2 separate regions of the Homo sapiens genome follow, and region 1 is linked to region 2. The links are chromatin loops, found by intact Hi-C in ENCODE. Cell type or tissue: chondrocyte. All regions are shown on one strand. Links, peaks and the distances in the headings refer to the core of each region. The heading gives the core; the rest is flanking DNA.

Region 1 (5,386 bases), core at 107-5,106, 1.1 Mb after region 2:
GCTGCAATGCAGGCTGAAAAAGCCATCTCGGCCATGGCAGGGAGCTCTGGAGAGACTTGTCCTACTTCCAGCTGACACAGCCAGACCCTTATAGCCTACCTAGCTAAGTCACTGGATGCAGGCTGCCCCGCAAGGGCATGACCTTGGGCTGAGCCAATATGCAGCTGACGCAGAGCTGAAGGAGCTGACAGCTGAGGCAGCGCATCTCTGTGTTCACCACAGCAGACATTTGACTTTACAAAGAATTCTGTCCATTTCCATTTACCTTAGCAAGTGCACATTAAATGCATATTTCCTCCTTTCACAAATGATGAAACACTTAACAGTGTTTTTGAAGACAGAAATGCATTCATATTCTCTTTCATATTCATTAAGCATCACTTTTGGTCATGATGGTCTTTATACAGTAGAAATTAGCTGAGTGAAAATTATTTATAAATCACTGAGCTACATATGAAAGTTTAATTGGTCCACATCTGTAGCTAGTGGAAGAGACATACTGTGTTTAAATACTAAACTTTGCACCTGTTCCTGCTTAAAAGCAATTAAATTCAAGACATGTTAATTGAGTACCTAGTCATCATGGGGCAGAGGGCTAGGTGCTGGGTCTCAAGCATTCTAAGATATTTATCAACCCTTTTAAAATACTACAGTTGCTTTTAGTACTATAAAAATTTTAACCCAGCCGGGTGCAGTGGCTCATGCCTGTAATCCTAGCACTTTGGGAGGCTGAGGCGGGTGGATTGCCTGAGCTTAGGAGTTTGAGACCAGCCTGGGGAACACAGTGAAACCCCATCTCTACTAAAAACATAAAAAATTAGCCAGGTGTGGTGACGTGCACCTGTAATCCCAGCTACTCGGGAGGCTGAGACAGGAGAATCGCTTGAACCCAGGAGGCGGAGGTTGCAGTGAGCCGAGATCGCACCATTGCACTCCAGTCTGGGTGACAGAGTAAGACTCCATCTCAAAAAAAAAAAAAAATTTAACCCTCATATTCTAAAATTGTGTCTGTGTTCAGCTCCCTACTGCATAAAGTTCTCCCTTAATTTAGAGCCATTCATGTGCTTGGCAGCATTTGATTAAATAATTTTTGCCTGGCACAGGTGAGAGTTACAGGCATCATTAGTGACCTATTTACTCACTAACAAAAAATTAAGACTTTCCCCCGACAAGAGTTCAGAAACTGTATGAGCAAGAAGTAGTCAAATGTAGGTATGCTGGCTTTTTTTTTTTTTTTTGAGATGGGGTCTCAAAAAAGAAATTTTAAAAATCACTCTTAAAATAATAATTCACCAATGAATGAGCCATACAGTAAATCCATTTCTTCAGCAGTGGTGGGGACATATATGAAGCACAGGACCAGACTTGCCAGGTATAACAGGCAAAGCTTCAGAGAGTTTTCCTTTCCAAGTTCTGCCGCCTTCATTCATGGTATCATTTGCTCACCTTTTCCTCCCTGGTTCCTGTGGTCTCTTAGAGGTGGAGTCCTCCATTCAACACCTGGCAACAGCAGTTAGCAAGCGCTTTCCAAGATCCCTCACATTCTCCCTGCACATTGGGAGCCCTGGGTTGCTTTGTTAGTAGGGTCTCAGGTGATTGAAAGTGCTTTTAGTGCAAAAGGGTGAGCTCTTCACCCCACCCTGCTCCTTGGCATCCACAAACCAAGTTATCGTTCCTTGTTCTTCCCTCCCTGGCAGAGGCAGGGTTCCTGGATGATGTGGTCTATGATAGCACTGCCCTGGGGCCTGGCTACGATCGCCCCTTCCAGTTTGACCCCAGCGTGCGAGAGCCGAAGACCATCCAGCTCTACAAACACCTGAACCTGAAGAGCTGCGTGTGGACCTTTGATGCTTATTATGACATGACTGAGCTGATTGACGTCTGTGGGGGCTCTGTAACCGCTGACTTCCAGGTAGGTGCCCCGGGGCTTGTCTGAGGACTCTGCATATGGGTGCCATGGTCAACCTTGTTTGTTCCTGAAGCACTTCAATTAGCACTTTGCCTCCAGAACTGGGACAACCAACTAAGGGAGTCTTCTTTATAAGTCCCTCAAGCAAGATCTTGGCAGCACTGAAGCTAGAGAAGGCCCCCAAAGTCCTCTAAATCAAGTTAATGTGGAAAAAACTTACTGTCTGGCATACTCACTTATGTAAAAATCCAATATTTACTTCTCTAGGCATATATGTTTTTGTATTTATAATGCATATATTTTGGAAAGCCAAAAATATTTACATTTGATGCTAGGGTTATTACTACATTGATATATTCTCTTCCCCACCTGGGAAAATGCGTCAGATGATGCAGCCTGTCTTTCAGAAGATAAGAAGAGCTCTGTTGTCCTATGCATTGTGGAAAGATAATTGCTTAAAACATTTTTATTTCACACCTGTTCCAAACTGCCAGCCCCCACAAAAATAGACACTTTCTAAAATATATATTACCATTAAACATTAGTGTGTTAGTCTATTCTCACACTACCATAAAGACAAACCAGAGACTGGTAATCTATAAAGAAAAGAGGTTTAATTGACTCACAGTTCCACATGGCTGGAGAGGCCTCAGGAAACTTATAATCATAGTGAAAGGGGAAGCAGACATGTCTTACATGGTGGCAGGTGAGAGAGAGCAAGCAAGAACAAGGAAAACTGCCTTATAAAACCATCAGATCTCATGAGAACTCACTATCACAAGAACAGCATGAGGGAAACCACCCCCATGATCCAATCACCTCCCATCTGGTTCCTCCCTTGACATGTAGGGATTATGGGGATTACAATTCAAGATGAGATTTGGGTGGGGACACAGAGCCAAACCATATCAATTAGTGACAACTGAAAAATTTATAGCAAGAAGCCAGAGTCAGAGAAGGGCGGTTATATCAAAGGGCCAGTGAGACTAGGCTAATCTGTCCTCATGGGAAAATTAATTCTAAAACAGGTTCTATCCAATTTTGAGCAGTTATCTCAATGAGCTAAAAACTAGTTAGATGTTTGTTCTTCATTTCAAATCAGGTTTATCCTCACTGAAGGAGAGAAATTATAGAGGGATTTACAGTAATTATTTAGAGAAAGTGTCTTTGATTAAAATTTGTCATTTTCTTTGTGGTGCCTCTCAGCCTGGTTTCCTCTCATTTTGTACACACTACTGCCATCTACTGAAGAGAATTTTAAGGCGTTCATCGGTTTTCCATTTCTCCAGTTGTATAAACTTTGACTTTGGAAAATGCAAAACTAAGTGATTTTGTTTCTTTCCTGGCCCTTCAAAAATTAGTATTCTCTGTTCTTTATGATTTTGCTGTAATTACTGTTTGAATATTTTTATTCAGAATATGCTTAAAAACTCAAAGACAAGGATTTGTTATATATAATCCCACTTTTAAACCAACACAGAAAAAACATGCACAGAAGTATTTTGTTGTTGTCTGTTTCTTTGAAAATAATTGAAATTACTGACGTATGATAGGAAGAATATAGAACTTAGAACTAAGGCCTAGTTGGTACCTTTTGCTGTCAATCAACAGGCTTGGACAAGACATAACCTCTCTGAACCTCTTCTGAAATTGTACTAATAATCTCAACATGAGAAGGTGCCTTGCACAGTGTGCCTGGTGTAGAATAGGCATGCAGTAAATATTTGTTGGGTTTTTTTTTCTTTTTAAAGATTAGTGAGTAATATCATGAGGGCTAAAGGAGGATAAACAAAAACAAATGAGGAAAAATTAATTTTGCCAATCAGCTAGAGATTTTATTGAAGTTCTGATAGTGTGATTGGAGCAGGTGTATTTAGCAAAACCTGTGTATAAGGGACAGAACATGGTACAAGGTCCAAATACAATCTGGAAATTTTCTTTAAAAAGAACAAAAAGAGGGGCTGGGAACAGTGGCTCATACCTGTAATCTCAGTACTTTGGGAGGCTGAGGCTGGAGGATCACTGGAGGCCAGGAAGTTGAAGCTGCAGTGAGCTATGATGGAGTCACTGCATTCTAGTCTGGGCTACAGAGAGAGACCCCATCTCTTGAAAAACAAACAAACAAACAAACAAACAAACAAAGTAAGGCATGTCAAAATGGAATTTTTCAATGAGTATGGAGTTAGTTGAGTCTTTTGAGAAAGTTGGCATCAAATTTTAAATCCCTGACAACTTTGAATATTAAAAAAAAACTTTAGAAAAATATTAAAACATTTGGTTTTTTCCTTAATTACCCATAGAAACACTTTATACTGTATTTTCAAACAAAAGAAAAATATAAGTCCCATAGTATATTATAGTAATTAGCCAATGATAAAATAAAATTGTTTTAAGCTAAGTTTTTTTGTTGTGTATATATATATATATATATATATATATATATTTATTTATTTATTTATTTGTGGAAAAAAGTATAAAAATATTTTAAAAATGTGTGAACTAACTCCCCATTCACACACACATATACAGCTAGCTTCACCACAAAAGCTTCTGCTACCATTCTGTTATCTTTCCATCCAGTTTTGTTCATTACATAGTAAAATGAAAATGATTGGGCCAAATTAAAAGCAGGAACACAAACTTCCTTAGAAGAAATGTTCTCTTGGAAATGTGATATGCTGCCTTTTCAAAACTCTTTCCAAAGCATAGCATGGGACAGGAAATTACTGAAGTACGTGCAGCTCTGAGCTGTCCATTGGTGAGCTTCCTATATATGATTTCAATGCTCCGGCCCTTTGTTCCTGGAGCAGGAGATGAGAGCACTCACTAAAACATCCTGAGTTAGGCACAGGCTCCTCCCAGGCGTCTGGATGTGGGCATCTTCCTGATGATGGTTGACTTGGGCTCTCCCACAGGTCACTGGCAAATGATCAATACAGGGAGTTTGTACTGAGTGGTAGATCCCACATCCACCGGGTTGATCCTTGAGAATAATTGTGATATTCTCAAATTTCAGCCAAATCTTCTAGCAACTGAACAGAGCTCATTCTCCCACTTCAAAAGTATTTTTGTTCAAGTGCCACCTCCTTAGAGAAGCCTCTGCACGTGACCCTGTCGAAAGAAGCATCCCGGCTGCTTTCTATTCCATTAGTTCCTTTATTTTTTTAAATAAGTAAGTGCAATCATGGGCACTTGCTTAATAATTATTGAATAAGTGTGTGACTACATGGGTGAATGAAAATGGAACCAAGATGTGGTGATAGTATGTCTTTTCATCCCAGGGGAGAAATAACTCTGTGTGCATACTGCTTCCTCGGCAGGTGAGGGACTCTGCCCAGTCCTTCTTGACAGTGCACGTGCCTCTATATGTGTCCTACATCTATGTGACAGCCCCCAGGGGCTGGGCCTCCTTGGAGCACCACACCGAGATGGAGTTTTCTTTCTTCTATGACACTGTTCTCTGGAGAACAGGTATGC
Region 2 (5,386 bases), core at 175-5,174:
CACAATGCATGCACGTCTTACCTTCTCAAGGAAAGAAGAAAGGTCAGGTAGGAAGTGGCTTAGACTGAGGAGTACAATACTAAGTGTTTTGGCAAAGCAGATGGCAAGTCCCAGGGCCCAACTTGCCCACTGGGAGTTCCAAGTGTCCTAAATGAGCCTGCCATAGTCTCCCAGCTGCACTGAAGCATCAGCTGGAAGCAGCATTTAGGAAGTGTGGTGTTCTAATGGACCCACAGTTGGCCCCTGTGCTGCACAGATCTACTTCCCTACACCAGTTCACAGAGCAGTGACTCCATGTCCACAGGCCTCTATTTTTGAGAGGAAACTTATACAGGAAGATGTTAGGGGAAGAAATGCAACTGCTGTGGCTGAAGTGGGTCTTGGCTCACAACTACTTCTCCTCTTCCACCACCAAAATCCACCCTGAATTCCCTTTGCACTCAGCTATCGCCTCAGCTGAGGATTGGTGCTGATCTGGTGGTGTGATCCACACCTTCATCCTGAGGTATTTCAACCTCTAGTGAATAGATGCTTAAGATAGGGCTACTTAATGCCCCAGTTACAATGGGACGAGAAATAAGATACTCAAGTGGAATACTTGGGTTCCATTCATGTTCTTTACTGCTCCAGGGTGCCTAGTCTCCTGCTGGTCATTCTGTTGCCCTGCCACAAGGATGACTCAAAGTGACCAGTAACTCACTTGAAGCAGTAGAAAATGAGACCATTTTTCCTTCTCAACTGTAGGTTGCAGCATCCCTGTAATCATTCTACTGGGGATACAGCACCTCTGTAATGTACTATGGCATCATGAAGAAGGGCACTCCAAACTCTGAGCACATTCACTCAGTGCTGCTGCATGGCTTTCTGAGTCTCTCAGTGCTGAAGTCACCTGATTCAGAATGATGTTGTATGATACCAGGTTACCTCATGATTAGGAGCCCATTCTGTACCACTTCTTTCTGATTCCAATTTATTGGTGACATGTCTGTGTGGAATTGCATGCCTGTGGAAGGAGCATTGCAAATGATCCCAGATAGTAGTGGTGGTAGAGATTCCTCAAGGAAGAAAGGGACATTCATAGTAAGATAGTTGTCTATTCCTGTGAGTCTATATGGCTGACTCTTTTAGAATAGAAATGGCTCAATGTAATCAACTTGCTAACAAGTGGTTTTTTGGTCTCCTTATCAGGGTGCTATATGGGGATGCAACATTTGTCTAAAGAGCTGCACATTCAGAGTTACTAGACTGTCTCTAGAAATTGGCATTACATGCTGTTGGGCACCTGTGTAGCCTCCATGTCTGTTGCCACTATAGCCTGTATTCATTTGCTAGTTGGCTGATAACTGGCAGTCATTTTGTTTGGGTGGCTCGGTGAGTTTCTGTGGCTGGTGCTCTGTAGTGAGTCTTCACATGTGAAATGAAATTTACATGTCTACATGAACACACCTTTTCAGGGTTCTTTGTCTGACTTTGCAGTCCATTTGCATCTGGTCTACTGGTCAAGTGGTCGGGCCATGGGCCTCTGTTGTAGATTCATAGCAGATTAATTTGAGCTGTCAATTACTTTCCTCAAAGATGAGGGCCTGGGAGGCATTTTTATTGGTGTCATAGCCATAGAGCATAGCCAAGAGGCTTTAGAATTGGAAATAGTGTTCTCACTTAGCAATTTAACAAGTATGTCTTTCTTAATCCCAAAGTGGTACTAGTTTTGCTGATATAAGCTAAAACTCATAAAGAATATTGCTGTATGACTTAGGCATATACCTGCCTTGGTGTCTTGGCCCTTCTAATAAGGAGATGAAAAATATGTTGGAAATACATTTGGATTCTCAAAGTTGAAAGCAGGCTGGCCCTGGTATTCCCAGTACTGGTCAGTAATGCTTTGGCTTGCTCACAAAGCCTTGAGCCAAGGGTCAAGACAATGAGGAAGAAATACCCATCTGTGTTGCGCTGAGGATGGTGGCAGAAATAGGTTTCTTGCTCAGATGGTATCTTCTCACTTCAAGCCCTCTTCCTTTGGAAAAAGTGAAACTTCCTTTCATTGTTCTTGTCTTTAGGATGGGATTGAAATCTGCTGTGAGTTTAGACCTTTATCTGTTTCACAAGACTCCCTGTATTGAGTTGAACATGAAGACTCATCTTTCCCAGTTCCCTAATAAGAGTTCCCAGGCTTAAAGCTCTATGAGAGGTATGTCCAAACACACTCAGGCTTGTAGGATGTATAAGAGCTTTGCCTTCTAGCCCCTTGTCTCAATGTCCCCAATTTGTATGCAGAGTTAAACTATGTCACAAGATTCCTAGTTTATAGACAGGCCTATAATTGAGTGATGGGGGATGGGGGGGCTTGACCTGCCAACTACGGCAGTCACCTGCATGTTCTGGGGGAGTGGCTATGCCTGCATGTTCTGGGGGAGTGCTAGTGAGCCATATTTGGTGTTATGGGTTATGGAATAGGATATCACTGTTCTGTGGCACAGCTATACATTCTATATTTTGCTTCTAAATTGATCATCTTTTATATTGTGGGGCAGGCAAGTGTGTAAGTTAGAGCCTTGACCTTGGTAAAGGTTGCTTGGCACTTGGCACTTTGTTTTTTGGGGAACCAAGAGTTTATTTCTGCTTTTTAATCAGGGACTCACTCAACAGAGGTCTCCATGTGAAAGCAAGTCTGTACTAAAAAGCTAAACAGCACTTCTGTGGACCTCTCAGTGGTTATTTGATTGGATGGCTCAAAGTGTATCAGATCATGAGTTTAACTTCCTGTATGAGGGAGATGGCTTTAGAGTCCAGGATGAGGTATCTGAGACCACAGGACACTGCTAGAAACTGACTCGCTGACTTCTATGCTTCACGAGATATGAGTGGTCTTGTGCATCCCTCCCAGGGTTTCTGGAAGTGCATGTGGGGTGTGAAAGAATCAGACAAGTCCCAAAGGTAAACTGCCAGGGCAGAAACTCTGAAACCTGATTCACTGTGTTGGCCAGAAGAGGGCAGCACTCACACAGCAGAACAACTTTACGCATTCAGTGACTTCAAGGAGGATCCATACTCAGAGCCAACGATCCCTGAGAAAGCCTGGAGAGGGGTTGGGGCCTCAAATGAGCAGCTTCTTAGTGATGTTTCTGGGAAGAAAGAATGGACAAGTGAGTGGCCTCTTGGCCTGATAAGTACTTTGCACTAAAAGAGATAGGAAGGCCTCAGAAGCAGTATCAGAAACAGTCAGTCTCTGACCTTCTGTTCTTCTGTCTCCTGTTTGTTCTTTCCAAGACAGGTCACAGAAACTAGACTTCCTCTTCCTCAAGGCAAGTCATAGAAACTAGAAGCCCTCTTCCCCAAGGCCAGCTGTAAAACCTGGAAAGATTGCTCACTTTCTCCTTGCCTTTCTGTGTAAGGACTGGCCATGAAGAAATTCTGACCTACCTTGACTAATAGTAGGTTATGAGACCCTCATTCCACAAGGGGTCCTGCCACCAACCCAGGTGGAAGAAATGCCAGAGACAAAGAATCTAGACAGGCCTAGGTGGCTTTCCCAACTCAGTCTATTAGCATTAGGTCATATATCTCTGACCATTTACAGTCCTACATGGCTGTTCATACATCATTAAACCTAAGCAGGAAAATAGAAAGTTTTCTGTTTCTCCGTGGGTCTTCATTCTGAAGGTTCCCATGTCAAATTTTGATAGCATTTTGAAAAATAAATTTGGGCATACAGCCCTGGGTAGAGGCACTTCTTGGTAGGGAAATGGGTGAAGGTAAAAGGAACCTGTCTCAAAGCAGATGATCCAGAGTAGGTGTTGGAGAAAGATCTCAGTGGGGGACCAGATGCGGAAAGATTAAAACAGAGCAAAGATCCAGAGAGGCAGAGTCAGCTCTTTGGTCAATAATAAGCACCTTGGTTGAGTAGATGGTCACAGAATGGCATGTTTCTCAGAGGGACTTGTGCTTGAGCAGCATATACCTGCCTTAGTATCTTGGCCCTTCTAATAAAGGGATGAAAAATACATTGGAAATAGTTTGATTCTCAAAGTTGAAAGCAGGCTGGCCTTGGTATTCTAGATCCATCATGTGAGCACGTTTCTCTTGTGTGCATAAAACAGCATCTCAGAAGGTGTAAGTGTATGGATTAGTGAGACTTCTATGCTTTTACCCTGTATTTTTTATTGCTCACAAATCTTATGCAAACATGAGCTTTCCTAGGCTTACTTAATATTTCCCTTTATGTGACTATCAGTGACAAAGTGCAGTGAATTAAGCAATGTGAGCATAAGGTGTAGGCCTTGTGAGAACACAGAGCACATGGAAGACCATCAGCATCCTCCTTGCGCTCATGTGCAGCTGGATTTGCTGGTGAGCACCCACAGGGTCATTTTTGTGTGTTTTCTGTTTGCATAGTGTCTCTTGCCTAGAACACTTTCCCAGTACATAACAATGACTACAGATGGTGACCTGAGATAGCAAAGAAAGTCTATAGTACATTGGTTCATAACAAACTCAGTCAGCTTTTGGTTCTTGTAGAGAAGCTAGAGTGTTTTAAGAGAGTATTTTATGCTAGTTAAGGAAGTTATTAGAGTTCTGTATGATGTAACTTTCTTGGGATTCTAGTCGGTATGATACGTGGAATTTATAGGCAAACAACATCTTAAGGTAATTAAGCTCAGATTTTAGTCTAGTTTTGAAACTCAGTTCTGACTTGACTGAGTGGCTTTTGTTACACATACATTTTCTGCTTATGTAAATTTAATGGTATCTACAACTAGGTCTCGAAGCATGCGACATTACTGATTTTTCTATAATTTTTTCTGAGGACTCTACTGGTGGGAAGATGAATATCTGGTCCTTCATTTCCTACTACTAGCTTGTTGGCTCTAAGTATGAATCCTCCCTAATGTTGCTGAATGTGTAAAGCCACTTGGGTGCTATCTAGGATAAAGTGGGCAATACTTTATACCAATTCCAGGAGGTAGAACCAACTTGGAGGTTTTAGATGTATATGTGTTAGGTTGGATAAATAAGCCACACAGGACGTGTTCTTGAAGAGCCATACACTAGGCAAGAAACCATGGTTAGTGGTAAAATCACTGCAATCCAGTGCCATAATGAGGTAGAAAAGTTGGCATGCAAATACTGAAACTAGAGACATCTAGGAACCATGACAGATCATGGAGTTGCCAGAATTGGGCAGAACATGTAATTGGAGAATGTTGAGAGTTGAGGGAGGACTTCATTGTAATGAACAGGCATTCTGGGCACAGAACAGAGGAACTGCATTTCTCTAGGCCCTTTTGTCTGTGTTGTAGATTAGACTGTTTAGAATAAAAATTGAAGTGGAATTTGGCAGGAAGTATGGTATGTAGAGACCAAATCCTATCCTGGATGGGAAAGGAAA

Evidence for each region. Hi-C counts contacts between places; a loop is a spot of excess contacts. Peaks named below come from ENCODE experiments on the same cell type or tissue, not always from the same donor. Only the 100,000 strongest peaks of a DNase experiment are listed, where the experiment ranks them.
Region 1: a loop joins it to region 2, with 4 times the contacts of the local background. A loop is called at or near these places in 5 of 110 quality-filtered maps.

The regions. Positions count from the first base shown.
Region 1 is chr4:78,514,102-78,519,487 of GRCh38, forward strand. It overlaps FRAS1 (Fraser extracellular matrix complex subunit 1), which reads left to right. Exons shown (of 74, transcript NM_025074.7): 66 at 1,698-1,912; 67 at 5,230-5,380. Among named protein-coding and RNA genes, the nearest start is that of ANXA3, 35 kb to the right of the region's middle. In chondrocyte, for the core only: CTCF peaks have their summits at 3,145 (motif pointing left) and 3,374; no DNase peak of the experiment used is centred there.
Region 2 is chr4:77,382,580-77,387,965 of GRCh38, forward strand. No RefSeq gene overlaps it. Among named protein-coding and RNA genes, the nearest start is that of CXCL13, 220 kb to the right of the region's middle. In chondrocyte, for the core only: a CTCF peak has its summit at 2,987 (motif pointing right); no DNase peak of the experiment used is centred there.